2 separate regions of the Homo sapiens genome follow, and region 2 is linked to region 1. Evidence: read pairs that join two places in POLR2A ChIA-PET (ENCODE). Cell type or tissue: HepG2. All regions are shown on one strand. Each heading gives the region's core, and the rest is flanking DNA. Links, peaks and the distances in the headings are about the cores only.

Region 1 (4,729 bases), core at 692-3,191:
GAAAAAGAGTTAAAGCTTTGGAAAAGTAAGAGGGGGATGTCACGTCCTCTCCTGAAATGGGTTTATGGTACAGTTCAGTGATAGACCAATTCTTCTCTCGCGACTTTGGTTACCCTTTTTACAATATGTTCATGAGTCAACTCACTGGAGTCAGATAAAACGATTTCATGGAAAAACAATTTCATGGAAAAATAATATTCCTGGAAACCATCACCCATGATGGCTCAAAAGGTGTACTCTCGGCTGAACTCAGCGGCTCATGCCTGTAATCCCAGCACTTTGGGAGGCCGAGGTGGGTGGATCACTTGAAGTCAGGAGTTCGAGACCACATTGACCAACATGGTGAAACCCCATCTCTACTAAAAAAATACAAAATTAGCCAGGCATGGTGGCAGGCGCCTGTAATCCCAGCTACTTGGGAGGCTGAGGGCAGGAGAATAGCTTGGACCCGGGAGGGAGAGGTTGCAGTGAGCCAAGATTGCGCCATTGCACTGCAGCCTGGGTGACAGAGCAAGACTCTGTCTCAAAAACAAAACAAAACAAAACAAGACTTGTTGCCTGGGCAACAAGAGCGAAACGCCATCTCAGAAAAAAAAAAAAGTGTACTCCCCCCATCCTGCTTGTCCCAACACAATTCTGAAAAGCACTCCACGTTCCTCAAGGACATTTCCCTGAGACATTTCCCATCAGGACCTTTTGAGATAAAATGGCAACTGAATTTTGTCCAACTGCCTTTATCTCAAGGATACAAGTACATCCTGGTCATGATTTCCATGTTTTCTCATTGGGTTGAAGCATTGCCATGCCGTAGAGCCATGGCCTGAACAGTAGGTAAATTTTCGCTAGAGAAAATTATTCCTTCTTGGGGAGTCCTCCAAGTTGCACAGCAACCGAGGAACCCATTTCACCTGTCAGACAATTCGGTCTATTTGTGACATACGGCGATTTTTCACCACTGCACTATGCATGCCACCCTCAGCCTCTGGCCTGGCGGAACACATAGACGGTGTTAAGAGTGGAGGGTGTCCAGGTCCTCGGTGTCTTGAACAAAGAAGTGGACAAAACGCACAAACAAAGCAAGGAAAGAATGAAGGGCTTTGTCTTACTTTGTTTTTCTTGGGACGGAGTCTTGCTCTGTCGCCCAGGCTGGAGTGCAGTGGTGCAAACTCGGCTCACTGCCAACCTCTGCCGCCCGGGTTCAAGCGATTGTCGTGCGCAGCCTCCCGAGTAGCTGGGACTACAGGCATCCGCCACCACGCCCAGCTAATTTTTGTATTTTTAGTAGAGATGGGGTTTCCCCATGGTGACCAGGCTGGTCTCGAACTCCTGACCTTAGGTGATCCACCTGCCTCGTCTCCCAAAGTGCTAGGATTACAGGCGTGAGCCACTGCACCCAGCCGAATGAAGGGTTTTATTGAAAATGAAAGTACACTCCACAGTGTGGTAGTGGGCCTGAGCATAGGGGCTCAAAGGCCCTGTTACAGAGTTTTTGTGAGTTTATGTGAGTTTAAATACCCTCTACTTGGGGTACACCCTGTGTAAATGAAGAGGATGACGTAAAGTGATGCCATATGGAGAGGATATTTCCTGTTATAGCTGAAGTGTGAATTGGCCTTATGTTCCCTGCCTCCAGACCTTATTTTCCTGCCACAATGGATACAAGAACAAATGGCAAAGTTTACAGAAACTTTGAACCTTGTCTTGCCTAAGGCTCTTCCATTGGTATTGCTTAAATTACCTTCTACCTGTTTGGAAAACCTCAGCTTTCTCCCTTTGAAATAACTGCAGGAAGCCCCATGTGCCTGGAGGAAGGAGCCCAGTGAACCAGCTCACCCTAAAGGTGACATTCTTCATGATTGCAAGGCCTTATACAGCTTCTCACTAAAAACTCTAAATTAAAGATTCTTTGAAGAGTCAGCACCCAGGAGACGAAGACATCAGAGGTCATGGCCTGCAACTAGGAGGTTTTGATTCTTGGAAAAGACATCAAATCAAGGACTCTTTCTATCAAATAAGGGACTCCCTCCAGCTCACCAGAAGGGCCCATGTTGGGGATTGTTTACCAATTCCTTGTGCAGCTAAACTCAAAGGCACTGACTCATGCATTCACATTTCTCATTTTAAAAAGGCAGTCCTCGCAGCCATAAAAAAGAATGAGGTCATGTCCTTTGCAGGGACATGGATGAAGCTGGAAGGCATCATTCTCAGCAAACTAACACAGGAACAGAAAACCAAACACCGCATGTTCTCACTCATAAGTGGGAGCTGAACAATAAGAACACAAGGACACAGGGAGGGGAAAAACACACACCGTGGCCCTGTTAGGGGGTAAAGGGCAAGGGGAGGGAGAGCACTAGGACAAATACCTAATACATGTGGGGCTTAAAACCTAGATGCTGGGTTGATAGGTGCAGCAAACCACCACGGCACATGTATACTATGCGACAAACCTGCACGTTCTGCATGTGTATCCCAGAACTTAACGTAAAATTAAAAAAAATAAATAAAAAGGCAGTCCTGCATGCATGGGTACCTTCCACCTGGAGATCCCCAGCTGAAGCTGATCTGCAGCCAGTTACCTTATTCTTCAGACCAGGACGAGAAGTGGGAAATTAATTAGAAATCACTCAAAAAGTTAAATGGGCTGGGTGCGGTGGCTCACACCTGTAATCCCAGCACTTTGGGAGGCCAAGGCTGGTGGATCCCTTGAGGTCAGGTGTTCGAGACCAGCCTGGCCAAAATGGCGAAACACCATCTCTACTAAAAATAAAAAAAAATAAAAAATAAAAAAAATTTGCCAAGTATGGTGGTACACATCTGTAATCCCAGCAACTTGGGAGGCTGAGGCAGGAGTATCACTAGAGCCCAGGAGGCAGAGGTTGCAGTGAGCTGAGATCACGCCAGTGCACTCCAGCCTGAGCAACAGAGTGATGCTCTGTCTCAAAAAAAAAAAAAAAAAAAAAAGGCAAAATGGCTGCAAGATGGTAGAAAAACAGACCCCTCACGTGATTTACATGATTGATTACCTTTAGGAATAGGAATGCTTTCCAGATTGGGATTTTATTTGCATCATATTTTTTATTCTTCACTTGATTAGGCTTTGTATTTCTAGATGTCTAAAGTCAAGAATAAAAACGAAAATCATGATAGCTAGAACACTTAGGAATGATCCGCGACACCACAGCTTCTCTCCAAGCAGGCGGCCTGGGATCCCGCTGCTCTGTCCCGTTGTGCTGCCAATATCTTCTGCCTGGAGACCTCACCGAGTTCATGAGCCAGAGCACCTCTCCTCTTACCCCCCCCCCCCCCATGGGAATGAGCCTTCCCAGTGATGCTGGGCAAATTTACACTTAAAATGTTGATCAGCTAGGTGCAGGGGCTCACGCCTATAATCCCAGCATGTTGGGAGGCCAAGGAGGGTGGATCACTTGAGGCCAGGAGTTAGTTCAAGGCCAGCCTAGGCAACATGTTGAAACCCTATCTCTACCAAAAATACAAAAATTAGTCAGGCATGGTGGCATATGCCTGTAGTCCTAGCTGCTCCGGAGGCTGAGACATTAGAATTGCTTGCACCCTGGAAACAGGTTGCAGTGAGCAAAGATCACACCACTGCACTCAAGCCTGGGCAACAGAGTGAGACTCTGTCTCAATAAATAAATAAAATGTTAGATGCAGTTAGGTTTCCTCTTCAAACAGCTTATCCAGTTTCCTCATTCTCTATCCTACAATTCCAAATACCCCCTTGCCTGTGCTGCACCGCAGCTTGTCTGAATATGCCTAGGCATGCCTGAACTTGCTACAACCCCAGTCCACATTTCTTTCCTTATTAGGGAATAGGTTACCCTCCTAGTCCCTCCGTAAATGACCCCCCTTCTCTCCCTTCTCACCTCCCTTACGTGCCTACCTTATCTAAGAAAGTTTAAATGTTTAGCCAACTGGGACTAGTTTAGACTGTGTGGTCCAACCCTAGCCAATAGGGGAAAGACACAGAAGCAGAAGCTGTGTTAGACATAATAAAAACCCCTGCTTTCCTTTGTTCTGTGTGCTTTTGCCATTACTTCACATGTGAGATGCACATACCCTTCTGCCGAAGTAAATTTGCCTTGCTGAGAGATCCTTAGTCTCAGTGCTGGTTCTTCTTTGAGGCACCGAGCATTTGTTTCCAAAAAATAAATAAAATAAAATAAAATATTGATCATCAATACTTTCAGAGAGCAAGATCTTGATCCAAAGGAGGAAATAAGAAAGAGAAGTGGCTCAGAGCAGCCTGAGGAATGTGAGACCTGCAAACTTATCAGGCCCAGAGAACAATGATGCCAGCAGCTGTGCCTAGGGTTCACTGTTCAAAGGCTTTTTCTTTCCTTCCCTGTAGTTTCCAGGCTAGCTGACTGTCTAGACTTCCTAAAAGTTACCACAAATTGTACAATGTGATCCTTATCCATGTCAATGAAAAGAGTCAAATTCTGTGAAATATGTTACAGGGTTTATTCTAAGCCAAATATGAGTGACCATGGCCCATAGCATAGCCCTCAGGAGGTCCTGAGAACATGTGCACAAGGTGGTCGGGGCACATATAGCTTGGTTTTATATATTTTTAGGGAGACATTAGACATCAATCAAATATATTTAAGAGGGACTGGCACAGTGGCTCATGCCTGTAATCCCAGCACTTTGGGAGGCTGAGGCGGGTGGATCACAAGGTCAGGAGTTCAAGATCAGCCTGACCAAC
Region 2 (4,729 bases), core at 1,089-3,588, 59 kb after region 1:
CGCCAGGTACGCATCAGGGGCGGAGCTGGACTCGGGGGGCGGGGCTGGGGAGAGGGTGGCCCCTGCACACTAGTCCCCTCCCCTCGACCCCGCAGCCCCGCGGCGCGTTTCCTGAGGCGCCCCCGCCACGTCCCGCGAGTCTCTGCCAAGTTCCCGCGCGGGTGCGCCCCGGTCGCGCCCTCCCTGCGCCCGCCCAGGCCTGGGGAGCTCTGTGGGTGGAAGCCGGCGCCCCCTGGGGGCACCCGGGCGTGGCGAGGGCCTCGGCGGTCGGGAGGCCTCTGCGGGGCAGCGGTCGGGAGCGAGGCCACGGGGCGCCAGGTACAGCCGGCGGGACGTCCAGTGCCAGCGCAGGAGCCGGGCGAGGCCGTGGCCTCCAGGGTTCCTGGGCGGAGGACAAGGCGCGCAGCCGCGTTGGCGCGAGTTTTAAATCGGTGCCTTCTCAGCTTTGCAAGTTCTTATCAATTGCTGCATGCCAGAGGAAGTTTTTAAAAAATGGCCCCCAGCTCTATTGCGGTGTAATTGATGGATAGAAATTGTATTTATTTAAGGTGAACAGCTGGATGATGTGATGGAGGCACGCAGGGTGGAGGGGTTACCACAGTCTAGGTACTCTACACATCCAGAGCCTCCCACAGTTGACAAATGGATTTTCCTAATCAGTTTCGTCGTGTTTTGTACTTAAGTTGAGGATTCCACACCGTGTGGTACTTTCAGAAGAGATGTAGTGGTGAATCAATCGCAACGGTAAGGGGAGCAGACCTGGACATCTGATACTTGATCAGCAATTCACCTTGCCTGAAAATGTTTTGACTTTGTTTCATGTTCCAAGTGCCGAAATGATCGCACGCCTCGTTAGAAGTTGAACGTTACTCTTTTCTTCAAATGCAGGTTGTGATGTTTTCCTAATTAGGTATTGAGAATTACCATTGGTATTTGGAATTAGATTGCGGAGCATTTAGGTAAATTCCTTGAGTTTTTCCACAGTATTTCATCTCAATTACAGTACAGATTTCAATATAGACACATTGTATTTCATGCTTTTTTTCTTTTTTTTTTTTCCCCCAGGAACCGTTCTCGCTATGTTGCCCAGGCTGGTCTTGAACTCCTCAGCTGAAATGAGCCTCCCACCTCGGCCTCCCAAAGTGCTGGGATTACAGGCGTCCCCTCTGCCCCAGTACTGTTTCCTCTCCCCAGCCCAGCCCCCACAGCTGCCTGCCCTGGCCTCACTCCCTGGCCTCCCCCATCCCAGCCTCTGGGTCCCTGAGTCAGTCCCTGGGGCTGTCTGCCTTCTAGGGGAGCCTCTGGTGTGGACCAGAAAGTAACCTAATCCCTTCCAGGCCCACCCTGGAAACAAAGGGATTTGTCCACTAGCCTGGTGGTGAGAACCATGTGGCCTCCTGTCTCTGGCAGAGAGGACTCCAGGATCAAGGGCAGGTAAAAGGAGGAGCCTCCTGGGGAGCTTCAGAAGGAGGGTCCCAAGTCCCTCCTGCCCCACTTCTGTGCCTGGGTCACTCACACCCCTGCCTGACTCTAGCCCCCCTTCTCCAGGGGTCTCCACAACATGTGAATCATGCCCAGCGTCTTCCATTACACCCTTGATAAAGTCCTCTCCTCACCAGGACCTCTGTCATTTTACCTCATGGTTTTGAAATAATTTTTGGTCTTCTTAGCAGTTTAAAAATATTGTTTTGTTTTTTTTCCTGAGTTTGGAGCATTCCTGTTACTAATTACATTTTTTTTTTAGACAGGTGTACACTACTACACCCAGCTAATTTGTTTTGTTTTGTTTTGTTTTGGTAGAGATAGGATCTTGCTATGGTACCCAGGCTGGTCTTCAACTCCTGGGCTCAAGCAATCCTCCTGCATTGGCCTCCCAAAGTGCTGGAATTACAGGCATGAGGCAGCACGCCCAGCCCTAATTACTTCTATTACGCCAAATTCCTTGTGTGGAATTCCTGTGCTTTGCACACAAATTGCCAGGTTGGCCCCAAAGGGGAAAAAAGTGGATCCCATTTTCCCATCTTCTATGCCTACGTGGCTGACAAATCTCCCGAATCCCACAGGAGCTGTCGCTGATCTTTGTCCTCTATTCGCTGAAATAAAGTTCACCATGGATTTCTGCTTCTTTTATTCATTGTCAGTCCACACATAGGGACAAATTCCTGTGCTCTCATTAGAAAGCCATTTGCTAAGTGAGAACTCCGGGGAGGCCAGGCCTGAAGGAGAGCTTGCTGTCAGTCATTTCGATCAGGGACGGGGCAGAGTCCATTGTCACAGGTGGAGCTGCCCAGCCATTCCCCGCCCCTAGGAAGTCTGGGCTGACTGGGGGAGGGAGTGCTTAGAAGGGGACCCCTGGGGGTTGAGGTGTCTTTGCTGCGTATTTCCCTGTTATCAGTGTCGAAGTTAAATACAGAGATGAATCCTCAAAATTAAAATGTTTTATTTGGGGAAAGAAGTGTAATTTGTGGATATCTGTAGCGTGAGTGGTCTTTAGGATGTCCAAAGAATGAAGAAAGGCTGGAGGTTTTATAAAGAGGAGAAATATTACTACTGCTCTTTAAGAAAGCTCATTGGCACTGGTGAGTTTGGGGAGCTGGCAAGCTCCGACTGATGAGTGAGGGCAGAGGGTAAAACGAGTCGTGTCAGCAGGTTGTTTAGTAGGCATTAGGTAAACTGGTTTCAGGTGGCAGCAGTTTCAGCAGCCGGTCTTACAGAGAATGACATTCTTGGAGAAATTCTATGTGCCCTGAGTGCTCCTTCCCGCTGGCCTCTTGACCCTTGGTTGGGTGGGACAAGAATGACCCAATTTGTGTGATTAGCTTTACATTTTTCTCTTTTGATCAAGATATTTCTCTGAAAGCATCGCTAACCAGCCGTTCTGCAGCCAGGCTTATCTGTCCCTGGGGCTGTAATGGGCTTGTGCCAGCTGTCTCTGTCCCACATTGGAGGGAACATGGCGGGGTCTAAGTCAGCAACCTGGGCCACATTTGTGTAATAACGAGGCCAGAAGGAAAAAATGTCTCAAAGCAGTTACTTTTTTTCTTTCTTTCTTTCTTTCCTTTTTGAGATGTAGTTTTGCTCTTGTAGTCCAGGCTGGAGTGCAGTGGCACTATCTTGGCTCACTGCAACCTCTGCCTCCTGGTTTCATGCGATTCTTCTGCCTCAGCCTCCTGAATAGCTGGAATTACAGGCATGCGCCACCACCCCCAGCTGATTTTTTTCCTCTCTCTCTCTCTCTCTCTTTTTTTTTTTTTTTTGTAGAGACAGGGTTTCACCATGTCGGCCAGGCTGGTCTTGAACTCCTGACTTCAGGTGATCTGCCCGCCTCAGCCTCCCAAAGTGCTGGGGTTGCAGGCGTGAACCACTGCACCTGGCCTCAAAGCAGTTTCATCTGGAGTCCAGTATTACATTTTATTTCATCTGCTTTGTAGGCATTAGTCATTATCTGGAGGTGTTGAGCAAGTATTATCCTGTTAGGAGAGTTGGCTTCGTTGAGATTAGACAGGCACTAAGAACAACATTTAAAAATTATAATGAAAAAATTGGCAACAATATAATAAACTTAGTTCGTAGAAGTGGTTTTGAACTAACAGCCCCAGCCTAAGGGCAACAAATTAAACAAAAGGCCATGGAGGAGACTGGGCCAGGCCTGTGATAGCCACTGAGAAGTATTTCATACAGGATCGAATTAATCACTACTTTGTGAACGCCAGGTTTATAAAAGGGACCACCAGTACAATTTGAACAAAAAACTGTGTTAGGGAAAATGCCAAATTTGCCCACTAGGTGGACTAAAAGGATTTCTTTTTTTTTTTTTTTTAGGTCAGGTTTTCTCAAGTTACCTATAGCAGTTACTTATTGTGAAATTTTAATTATAGCATTATCCTGCCAAATGAAGAATGGCATTGAGAGGGTGAGAGTCTCATTATTATATGGAGCCTTATAACAACGTCTTCGGAAAACCTGCTTTTTTAGGTTTCTTTTTCAATTTTTGTTTTTAAATAGTGAGGTCTCATCATGTTGCCCAGGCTGAAGTTTAACTCCTCTCGCCTCGGCCTTCCAAGTAGCTGGGACTACAGGCACCATGGCTGCTGGAACAGCTGTTTTTAGCAGGGAAAACGTCAACTGCTCCTCTTGGTTTGTGGTTTGATTGTCTCTGATTACGGCATCGTGCAATTTGGTGAACTTTTGGTGTGGTTCATATATCAGGCATAAGACTTGTTTTTTACTTTATTAATTTTGTTTTTTATTTTTATATTTTAAATTATTTCATACTAGTTTATTTAGGGGTTATTTTCACTCCTCAATAGATTTTTCCGTATTTTTTATAAGCTTCTTCACTCATAAGTTCATCTAGTTCTTTTTTTTTTTTTTTTTTTTTTTTTTTTGAGACAGTTTTGCTCTTGTTGCCCAGGCTGGAGTGCAGTGGCATGATCTTGGCTCACTGCAACCTCTGCCTCCTGGGTTCAAGTGATTCTCTTGCCTCAGCCTCCTGAGTAGCTGGGATTACAGGCAACTGCCACCACGCCCAGCTAAATTTTGTATTTTAGTGGAGATGGGGTTTCGCCACGTTGGCCAGGCTGGTCTCAAACTCCTAACCTCAGATTATCCACCTGCCTCAGCCTCTCAAAGTGCTGGGATTACAGGTGTGAGCCACTGCGCCCGGCCAAGTTCACCTAGTTCTGAAGAGTTACTCAGTGTCATCTTGATCGGCCAAACATTTTTATAA

The links. ChIA-PET counts read pairs that join two places held together with the same protein. Peaks named below come from ENCODE experiments on the same cell type or tissue, not always from the same donor. Only the 100,000 strongest peaks of a DNase experiment are listed, where the experiment ranks them.
Region 2: POLR2A ChIA-PET joins it to region 1 with 5 read pairs; 2 of 35 experiments call an interaction of 5 or more read pairs at or near these places.

The regions. Positions count from the first base shown.
Region 1 is chr14:103,243,290-103,248,018 of GRCh38, reverse strand. No RefSeq gene overlaps it. Among named protein-coding and RNA genes, the nearest start is that of LINC00605, 57 kb to the right of the region's middle. RefSeq lists an enhancer at 3,261-4,460. In HepG2, for the core only: no CTCF peak of the experiment used is centred there; DNase peaks (open chromatin) are centred at 1,678, 2,088 and 2,338; H3K4me3 peaks cover 378 bases.
Region 2 is chr14:103,184,607-103,189,335 of GRCh38, reverse strand. It overlaps LINC00605 (long intergenic non-protein coding RNA 605), which reads left to right and starts at 308. Exons shown (of 3, transcript NR_033938.1): 1 at 308-744; 2 at 889-959; 3 at 1,066-2,115. It also overlaps the pseudogene GCSHP2. RefSeq lists a silencer at 190-239. In HepG2, for the core only: no CTCF peak of the experiment used is centred there; a DNase peak (open chromatin) is centred at 2,235; H3K4me3 peaks cover 1,320 bases.